Linked DNA regions of Homo sapiens: regions 1 and 2 are each linked to region 3. A link is a contact called in ENCODE Hi-C or POLR2A ChIA-PET data. All regions are on one chromosome and are shown on one strand. Each heading gives the region's core, a stretch centred on a gene start or an enhancer-like site at or near the end of the contact. The rest is flanking DNA. Distances are from core to core; before and after follow the strand shown. Region 1 overlaps MRE11 (MRE11 double strand break repair nuclease). Region 2 holds the start of MTNR1B (melatonin receptor 1B). Region 3 holds the start of CEP295 (centrosomal protein 295).

Region 1 (2,700 bases), core at 79-2,578, 810 kb after region 3:
AAGATACATGAAATGCAAGGTGATAGAAGACAAGAAGGAATAGTTTTCCCTAATATTAACTTACATCATTGGAGATTCAAGTAAAAGTGTTCACATAGTTTAACCAAGCATTCATTTAATCCAAACCAATATTCTTCCATTCACCCAACAAATACTGTTACCCAAACACTGTCTACTTTATGTCAGATGTCCCAGGCTTCTTCTAGATATGGAAGACACAGCAGTGAACAAAGTCCTTGTTCTAGTGTGGGAAACAAGCAATGCAGGTTGAGTCCCTAATCTGAAAATCCAAAATCCAAAATATTTTAAGTGCCAACATGGCACCACAAGTGGTAAATTCCACACATAAATACTTAACACAAACTTTGTTTCATGCACAAAATTATTTTAAAACATGTATAAAATTAACTTAAGGCCATGTGTATAAGGTATATATAAAATGTAAACAAATTTCATGTTTAGACTTGGGTTCCATCCCCAACATATGTGCAAATATTCCAAAATCCAAAAAATCCAAAATCTTAAACACTTCTGGTCCCAAGCATTTCAGATAAGGGATACTCAATCTCTAATACAAGATGTATATGCATGTGTGTAAGTATGCACATGTATAACTTGTCAGTTAGTGATAGGTGCTGTAAAGAAAAATAAAGGGAAAAGTGACATAGAAGTGCCATACTCCTCTCTACATACACAGGGTAGTCAGGAAGACCTCTCTGACTAGCATCAAATGAGCAGAGAACTGAGATGAAGCATCAGTACGCGGAGAGAGAAAGTCCTAAGCAGTAGAAGAGCAGATGGTGCTAAAGTGGGAATGTGTTCAGTGAATTCAAGGAACAGCAAGGAGAACAGAAGGGCTAAGCAGAATAAATGCAGGGAAGACAGAATATACAGGCTTGTGTATCCAGGAATGTTTTTATGTAAAAAACATACATCTAAGGTATGAGATTATCACAACTACTAAAGAAAAGCAGAATAATTCCCAAATACAACATGATGCCATTGTGCCTTCATTGAGTGCTGGTTCTTTCCCGGAAGAAGAAGGGAGGATGATGCTGGTAGGCTGACTGTAATTTGTGACCTAGAAGTGATCACAATATCCTTGTTGAAAGATTTTGCATGACCAAGTCATCTCCAAATTCAGATTCTTTCTTCTTTGAAACAAGAGAAAAAAACAGTTGATGTAGAGAAACAAATGGGAAATAAGGCAAAATGCAGAAGGCTCAAGATTCTCACCCAATCTGTGAAAACCTTCTTTGTTTTAAATATGAAAGCAGAAGTATCTTGAGAATGCACAGGGTGACAAATGAATCTAACAGCATTACCAAAGAACCACATAACCACAGTGAAGGGGGTGGGGAGAAAATGAGCTAAGTAAGTTTGAAAAATTAGGTTTCAACTAGATACAGAAAGGCTAAAGACTAAAATAACTTACACAAACATTGTAACCTAGTTGGGAAAGTTGTTTTGCACAGGGGTATGAGTTAGCAATTTTGAAATTACTTTATAATTTCAAATTATACCAGGATTGGAAATATAATTAAACCAAGATTGAAAAAATAAGTAAACATATATATTTATAATATGATCCAGGCTTCTGTTAGACAAAGAAGTCACAAGTAAGGAAAGGGAGAAGACAAAAATGGACCTTGTAGGGCTGGATTAGAATCAGTCTGAACTTATCATTGGTTTTTTAAGCACATATATAGACATGTATGTATGCATGGGTTACTATATACACATATATCTATTCCCATAACTCTGTTCATTCAGAGTGCTGAGCAAGCCCTGGTAGCAGTAAGCACACCTAGTACGCATTTGTGGATTTCTGAATACCACTCTCCAATAAAAAGAATCAGAGCACCTTGGAGAAATGGTTGATTCCAGGGCTAGGTAGGAAAATATCAGGTTGGTGCAAAAGTAATTGTGATTTTTGCCATTACAAGAGCCAAGAGCCTAGACCATCTTGAGGTGCCAAAAAGCTAACTAAGGTCATGACCTCAAAACAGATGGGAAGACATTGAAAGGACACAGAGGCCAACATAAAAGAGAATGCAATGGTCAAAGCTGCAACAATCAGAGGAACAGTAGCAACCAAAAAACTGATAGTACTGGATCTTCAAGTCCATAATGACATAAATAAGTAAGTAAATAGAGAAGAAGGGACAAATTTTCCTTACAGAAGAATTCCATTAATAAATATAGAAAGAATGAAGGAAATCAAAACTTACAATTAAAATACCACAGTATTAATTACTGGAAATAAGATCACCCATGGATGCTAAAATTAGCGAGTAAAAGTTTAAGGTGAAACAGGATATTTGCATAGTCTCAAAGTATTTTCCCAAAAATATTTATTAATTGAAAAGTAGAAAATGGGAACTTTACAGCAGAGAAAGCTGTTACACATTCCCTTAATCAAATGATGAGGGGGGCAATGAGAAAAATCAACATCATATGGTGACTACCCATTCCCCTTACCAATGCTGCTATTCTACCTTTCATTTGGCTTAAATTCTTAGAATTACTTATGAGTTTTCCTTTCAACTCATCATCCCTACTTTGGCATAGTACAAAAAAATGGTAGACCTGGGAAGCTCTATGGAAGAGAAGGAACAAATCCCAGTGGTGCAAAGTTATATGAAGACCACACACATATCTAAACTCTGGCCTGCCCCTCCTTTGAAACTCACAGTTTAT
Region 2 (2,700 bases), core at 193-2,692, 690 kb before region 3:
TAACTTACGTAAAATAACATATGTAAAAATAACAATCCAGAAATTTTTTGGTGTTTGTTTCTCAATACCCACCCTCAAATGTAACCACTTTTCTGATTTCTATTAGAAAATAGATTAATTTTCCCTGATTTTGGACTTCCTATAACTGGAATAATATGGTATATATTTTTTGGTATCTGGCTTCTTTTGTTCAATACAACATATTTGTGATTAATCCATGCTGTTGTGTAGGTCAATCATCTTTATTGCTGAGTAGTATTCCATTGCAAGGTCATACCATAATTTGCTTATCCATTCTTCTGTTGGTGGAAATTGCAGGTGTTACCAGATTTGAGCTCCTATAAACAAGGCTGCTCTGGACATTCTTGTACAGGTCTTTTGGTGGAAATATACTTTCCTTTTCATTTGGAACTTCTGGTCATAGAATAGGTGTATATTTAACTTTATTAGGAGCTAACAGACAGCTCTTCAAAGTGGCTATACCATTTTGCATTCTCATAAAAGCAGTGTATGAGGGTTCTGGTTGCTTAACTTCCTCCACAAATATAGGATAATCAGTCATTTTGATTTTAGTGATTCTAATGGGTGTGAAAAGTGCTTTGGGGTCATAAGATTAGCCCCCATTAGAAGTTATCTATTATTATTATCACCAGATCACGACTCAAACATTTTTAATAAAGGGCACCTGAGTTCCTTCTTTATTGTAATCATGCCTCAATCTTCTTCTTGTCCTAACCCCTCCAAAAACCACATCATAACCCCCAATATTGGCCATACATCTATTTAAGTATTATGTGTAAATATATGTTGGTAAATATGTTAAAGTATTGGCTTTATAAAGAGGACCCAGTAGAGACATCATCAATGCCCCCCACAATACCCAGCGAGTGCTTGGAAAATGGCTAGGTTCGTATTTTTCTGCAGCTCCCTAGAATATAACAGTCTACCCTACTTTGTTCTGGGCTCTGTCCCCACATCTTAGGAGTTGCATTCTCTTTCGGGCTGCACAGCCCTATGGGACGTCAAACCTTGCCTTTCTTGACAACTGATGGGAGGTCCCTACCATCAGCACCTTCTCCAGTCTATCAACCTGGGTTGGACGTCCCTACCTAGACACAGCTTCTCTTGGGGACGCTGTGGAGGAAATCGGGGTCTCGGGTGTGGCTATATACTCAGGGACAGAAGCTAGACGCGCTCCGCAGCCTGAGGTGGGCCAGGCACCTGCTGGGCTCGGGGTGGCAGAGACAGCTGTGCGGTCCCAGCTGTTCCTGAGCGCACCGCTGAGGGACGCACTCCCTTCTACAACGGCTGCACCCCAAGTCCTCCTCCCATTCCTATATTTTTCTCCATCCCCTGCCCACGCTTAATTAGTTATCTCCTCCAGACCCCTCCCCACTGGCCTCCTCCCTTGCACACGCGAGCTGGGCAGGGAAGAGAGCGCCCGGCTCAGTACTGCGCGCGCCCTGCGGCTGTCCGGGGCCGCGCGGTGGCCAAAGCACAGCGCGGGAGAGTCTGCGATGTCAGAGAACGGCTCCTTCGCCAACTGCTGCGAGGCGGGCGGGTGGGCAGTGCGCCCGGGCTGGTCGGGGGCTGGCAGCGCGCGGCCCTCCAGGACCCCTCGACCTCCCTGGGTGGCTCCAGCGCTGTCCGCGGTGCTCATCGTCACCACCGCCGTGGACGTCGTGGGCAACCTCCTGGTGATCCTCTCCGTGCTCAGGAACCGCAAGCTCCGGAACGCAGGTGAGCACCATTCCTGATGCTGGGTGCTGGCATCGGGCCCTTCCTTGTCTTCTGATCTTGTCCCTGACCCCGGGATATGCGCTGCCTTTTCCCTCCTCAGCCCGGGCTCCCCTTTCCCTTCACTCTAACCTATTCCTTAAGTTTGACTCTGCACTCAAAAGTTAGGGTGAGTTTTGCCCCTCCGAAGTGCGGCTGCCCAGGACGCGCTTGGCACAGAGGGAATTGCGGAAAGTTTTACTGGCGCGCTTTTTGGCCGGGCGCCGGCGCTGTGGGAACCCACGCTGCTGGATGCCATCGCTACCCCGTCGCGCTCCAATGCGTGTCTTTCCAGAGGTGCCCACATCAGGCCACAGAAATCTCACCACCTGTACTTGACATCCCACTTCCTTCCTTGCCAAGCACTGTAGCTTTATGTAGTAGTCGCTTAGAAAATCCTTGCTGAAAAAATGAGTTAATCAATGGAAGCATTTCAGTAGGTTTTGTGTCAAAAACTTATCTCCAGGTCATCTGAAGACCCAATTCCAGTTGACGGAGAGTAAATGCAGAAATTGCAGATTCTGCTTGGACTGAACTAAATTGCTTTGAAATATTGTGGTCTTTTCCGAAGACTGGGAATTCCTGGGATTAACTGTGAAAATTAAAGCAATGATTTGGCTAAATCGTGTTGTAATCCTGAAAATATTTTTCCTATTTCAATCCACTCTCATTTCAATATTCCCCTAGTCAGGTCTTCAAAGAAACAAAACCAGAGTGGGGGGCAGTATCTGAACTCTAGCCCTCACAGGTCATGGGGCATGATGACCACTTCAGCTTAGGAAGGAGCTCAGTCACCTGTTTGTTAATTTTGCAGTTTCTTCAAGTTGGGCCTTGGGAGCAAATTCAAATATTAGAGTGAATTAAAATGGAAAGATAGCAGCAGTAAAACAACCATATAGCTTAAAAATGCTTTTCTAAGGAGTC
Region 3 (2,700 bases), core at 21-2,520:
TACTTCTCCCTCCTGGTTCTCTTCATGTGTGTTCCAGGAGGATGTTATCACTATCTACCCAGGTGCTAGGTATCTGGGACTTGGGCATCACCCTTGTTTTCTCCTCTTGTGCCTCCCATAACCAGGTAACCACCAATTCCTGATGTTTGGCTTCCTATTCAATCTACTCACCTCTCTCCATTCTCATTGCTATTATCTTTCACTTTCTGTAGTAGTATACGGCCTTCTGTCTTCACTCTCTCTGACCTTTTCCCCACTGTGCAGCCAGATCTGATCGTGTCAGCAACTTCCCATCCCCACCCCCCATTTTTAATCCTTTGATTCCTGATGTTTAACCCCCATGACCCAGACTGCAAAATCTAGTATAGGCATCATAATCCATCCAGAGTAACATAATGTACTCGGCACATAACAGATACTCAATAGGTATTAACCTGTGCTCACCGCCTGATTATTGGTTATTTACAGCAGATAAATCCGTGAGGTGCTCTCCGTGCGCTGTACCTCTGGAGGCACAGGGTAACATACGGCTCATTGTTGTTATGAGCTGGAGGCCTTAAATGAAAGCTATAAGACGTTAACTGCGCATAATAGTACCAATGAATTCCGTAGTCAGTACAGAAAAGGATGCATATCCCAAGATATCTTCATGATGGGGCCTTAAAACAAAAGTCACCCTCATGGCTCTGCACTTTTTTTTTTTTTTTTTAGACAGGCTTTGGCTCTGTCGCCCAGGCTGGAGTGCAGTACTGGCGGGATCTCGGCTCACTGCAACCTCCACCTCCTGGGTTCAAGCGATTCTCCTGCCTCAGCCTCCCGAGTAGCTGGGATTACAGGCGCCCACCACCACGCACGGCTAATTTTTGCTGTTGTCGTATTTTTTGTAAAGATGAGGTTTCACCATGTTTTTAAAAGGACTTGGTCTTGAACTCATAACCAAAAATACATAACCTCGAACTCTTGGGCTCAAGTGATCCTCCCGCCTTGGCCTCCCAAAGTGCTGGGATTACAGGCGCGAGCCACCGAGCGCGGCCCATACGGGAAAACGTCAAAGCCTGACAGGTGTGACAAATAATGGGCCCCTAGGCAGGCTGGGGCTGGCGCGTGCCTGTGCGCGTGCGCGGGGCGCGGGGTTTTTAACACCGCGCAGCCTTCCCGGCGGCCCCCGAGGAAGGCGGGACAGGGCCTATTCCCGCGGTTTGGTCCGGCCATTGGCGGGCGGTTTGAATGACGGAAGTGACGGCGGCTCGGCGATGGCTCTCCCGCAGGCGCAGAAACGGCTGCTGGGCAGCTGATGGGCAGGAGCTTACCAGGCTGGCTTGCTCTGAGCTGCGGTTACTGTGTCCAGGCCCCGGGTTCTCAGGTGAGTCAGGGATGCACTGGCTTCCCAGTCGCCCCGTAGGAGCATGACTCCCCGAGGCCCAAGAGCTGGGATTGTATTCCGGAGGAATGGGATCCCAGGAAGGCGCCTTGTTGCGAACGCAGGTACGGCTCGCGTTTCTCAGGCTCCGCAGGCCGTGGGCCCTGCCCGCGGTCGGGCTGGCGGCTGTAAGGAGTGTCCGGACCAGACCCGGTAACTCAGTGCGAGAGGCTTTGCGCGCTCTCCTGGGGTCGGGTCGCGCGAGCTTCCCACGCAGCCTCCCCTGTCGCGGAGCTTCCGTGTCGGGGGAGGGGCGCTTCCCCCAGATCACCCGCGGACATGGCCTGCCACCTGGTAGCTGTTAAAAGAGCCTTGCCTGGATCGTTTCATGCAAAGAGCACGCTCTCTTTTGGTGTCTGCCACCTTAATCTCACAGTTATTCAATCCTGTCACAAACTCAACTTTTAAAACAATGGTGAACTTTTGAGTCCTTAATACTTAGAGTGTATTTGAAGACTTCACGCTAAGTCACATAGACGTCAGAACAAACCTTTTGGGGTAGATATTATTATTCCCTTTATACAGTTTAAGAAAACGAAACCAAAGTGACTTCAGTGACTTGGCCAGTATCTTCCTGCTAATAAGTGGCAGTGTTGGGTCTTGAACCCAGATCTTCCAAGTTTAGTGTTAATTTTGTGATTACTATGTACCAGGAGCCATTTAATCCTCAGGACGAAATCTTGCAAGATAAGTAGTATAATCTTCAATATTGGATAGTAATAAAATGTAGAATTTAAAAATCCATATTACTAAGAATAAATAATTAATAAACAAGTAAATGGGGCAGCAGGGAAAACTTCCTTACAGCAGGATTCCGATTGATAATTGTAGAAGGAATAATGGAAATAGAAAATACTATTTGGTAAACACCACAGTAGTTGTTTCAGACAACAGTCATCAATGGATACTAACGTCAATGGGCAAAAGTATGATGAAAAGCATATTTCTGTAGCCTCTACTCTGTCTTCATGAGATATTTATAAAGGAAAAGTAGTAACTACAGAGGAGAAACCTGGTGGACATCATCTTAACCAAGTGACCAAAATTCAGCATCATTTACCTCTTGATAACAATGCACTGAAAAGGTGCCTAATCAATTCTGTGGTGTTCTTGCCAAAAATACATAACCTCAGTTTAATCACATAAGATTAGACAAATCTAAATGGAGGGACATTCAACAAAGTACTTGGCCAGTATTTTCAAAAATGACAGGGTCTTGAAAAGACAGACTGAGAAACTGTCCCAGATTAAGGGGGACATGACAACTTTGACATGAGAAT

The links. A loop is a pair of places that touch in the nucleus more often than their neighbours do. ChIA-PET counts read pairs that join two places held with the same protein, here RNA polymerase II (POLR2A). Pooled maps may share reads with other maps.
Region 1: a loop to region 3 is called in a pooled map, with 4 times the contacts of the local background. The contact joins the enhancer-like site here to the promoter of CEP295 in region 3. A Hi-C loop is called at or near these places in 1 of 168 maps with a recorded cell type or tissue (CD8-positive, alpha-beta T cell), 2 of 37 single-sample maps with no recorded cell type and 4 of 50 pooled maps.
Region 2: a loop to region 3 is called in a map with no recorded cell type, with 3 times the contacts of the local background. The contact joins the promoter of MTNR1B here to the promoter of CEP295 in region 3. A Hi-C loop is called at or near these places in 1 of 168 maps with a recorded cell type or tissue (naive thymus-derived CD4-positive, alpha-beta T cell) and 1 of 37 single-sample maps with no recorded cell type. POLR2A ChIA-PET finds 5 or more read pairs at or near these places in 2 of 52 experiments (H1 and PC-9).

Annotation. Positions count from the first base shown.
Region 1 is chr11:94,472,308-94,475,007 of GRCh38, forward strand. The region is part of intron 7 of MRE11 (MRE11 double strand break repair nuclease); the gene reads right to left. Among named protein-coding and RNA genes, the nearest start is that of MIR548L, 7.1 kb to the left of the region's middle. Within about 2 kb of position 1,329, at least 4 of the 41 ENCODE cell types and tissues checked have a DNase peak (open chromatin) inside an H3K27ac peak, as active enhancers do; they include CD8-positive, alpha-beta T cell, where a contact is called at or near this core.
Region 2 is chr11:92,968,209-92,970,908 of GRCh38, forward strand. MTNR1B (melatonin receptor 1B) reads left to right here and starts at 1,443. Exons shown (of 2, transcript NM_005959.5): 1 at 1,443-1,740. The coding sequence starts at 1,518. LOC124902733 (a long non-coding RNA gene) reads left to right here. Exons shown (of 2, transcript XR_007062838.1): 2 at 1-707. RefSeq lists an enhancer at 1,991-2,490.
Region 3 is chr11:93,660,412-93,663,111 of GRCh38, forward strand. CEP295 (centrosomal protein 295) reads left to right here and starts at 1,271. Exons shown (of 30, transcript NM_033395.2): 1 at 1,271-1,363. RefSeq lists a silencer at 1,035-1,104 and an enhancer at 1,265-1,394.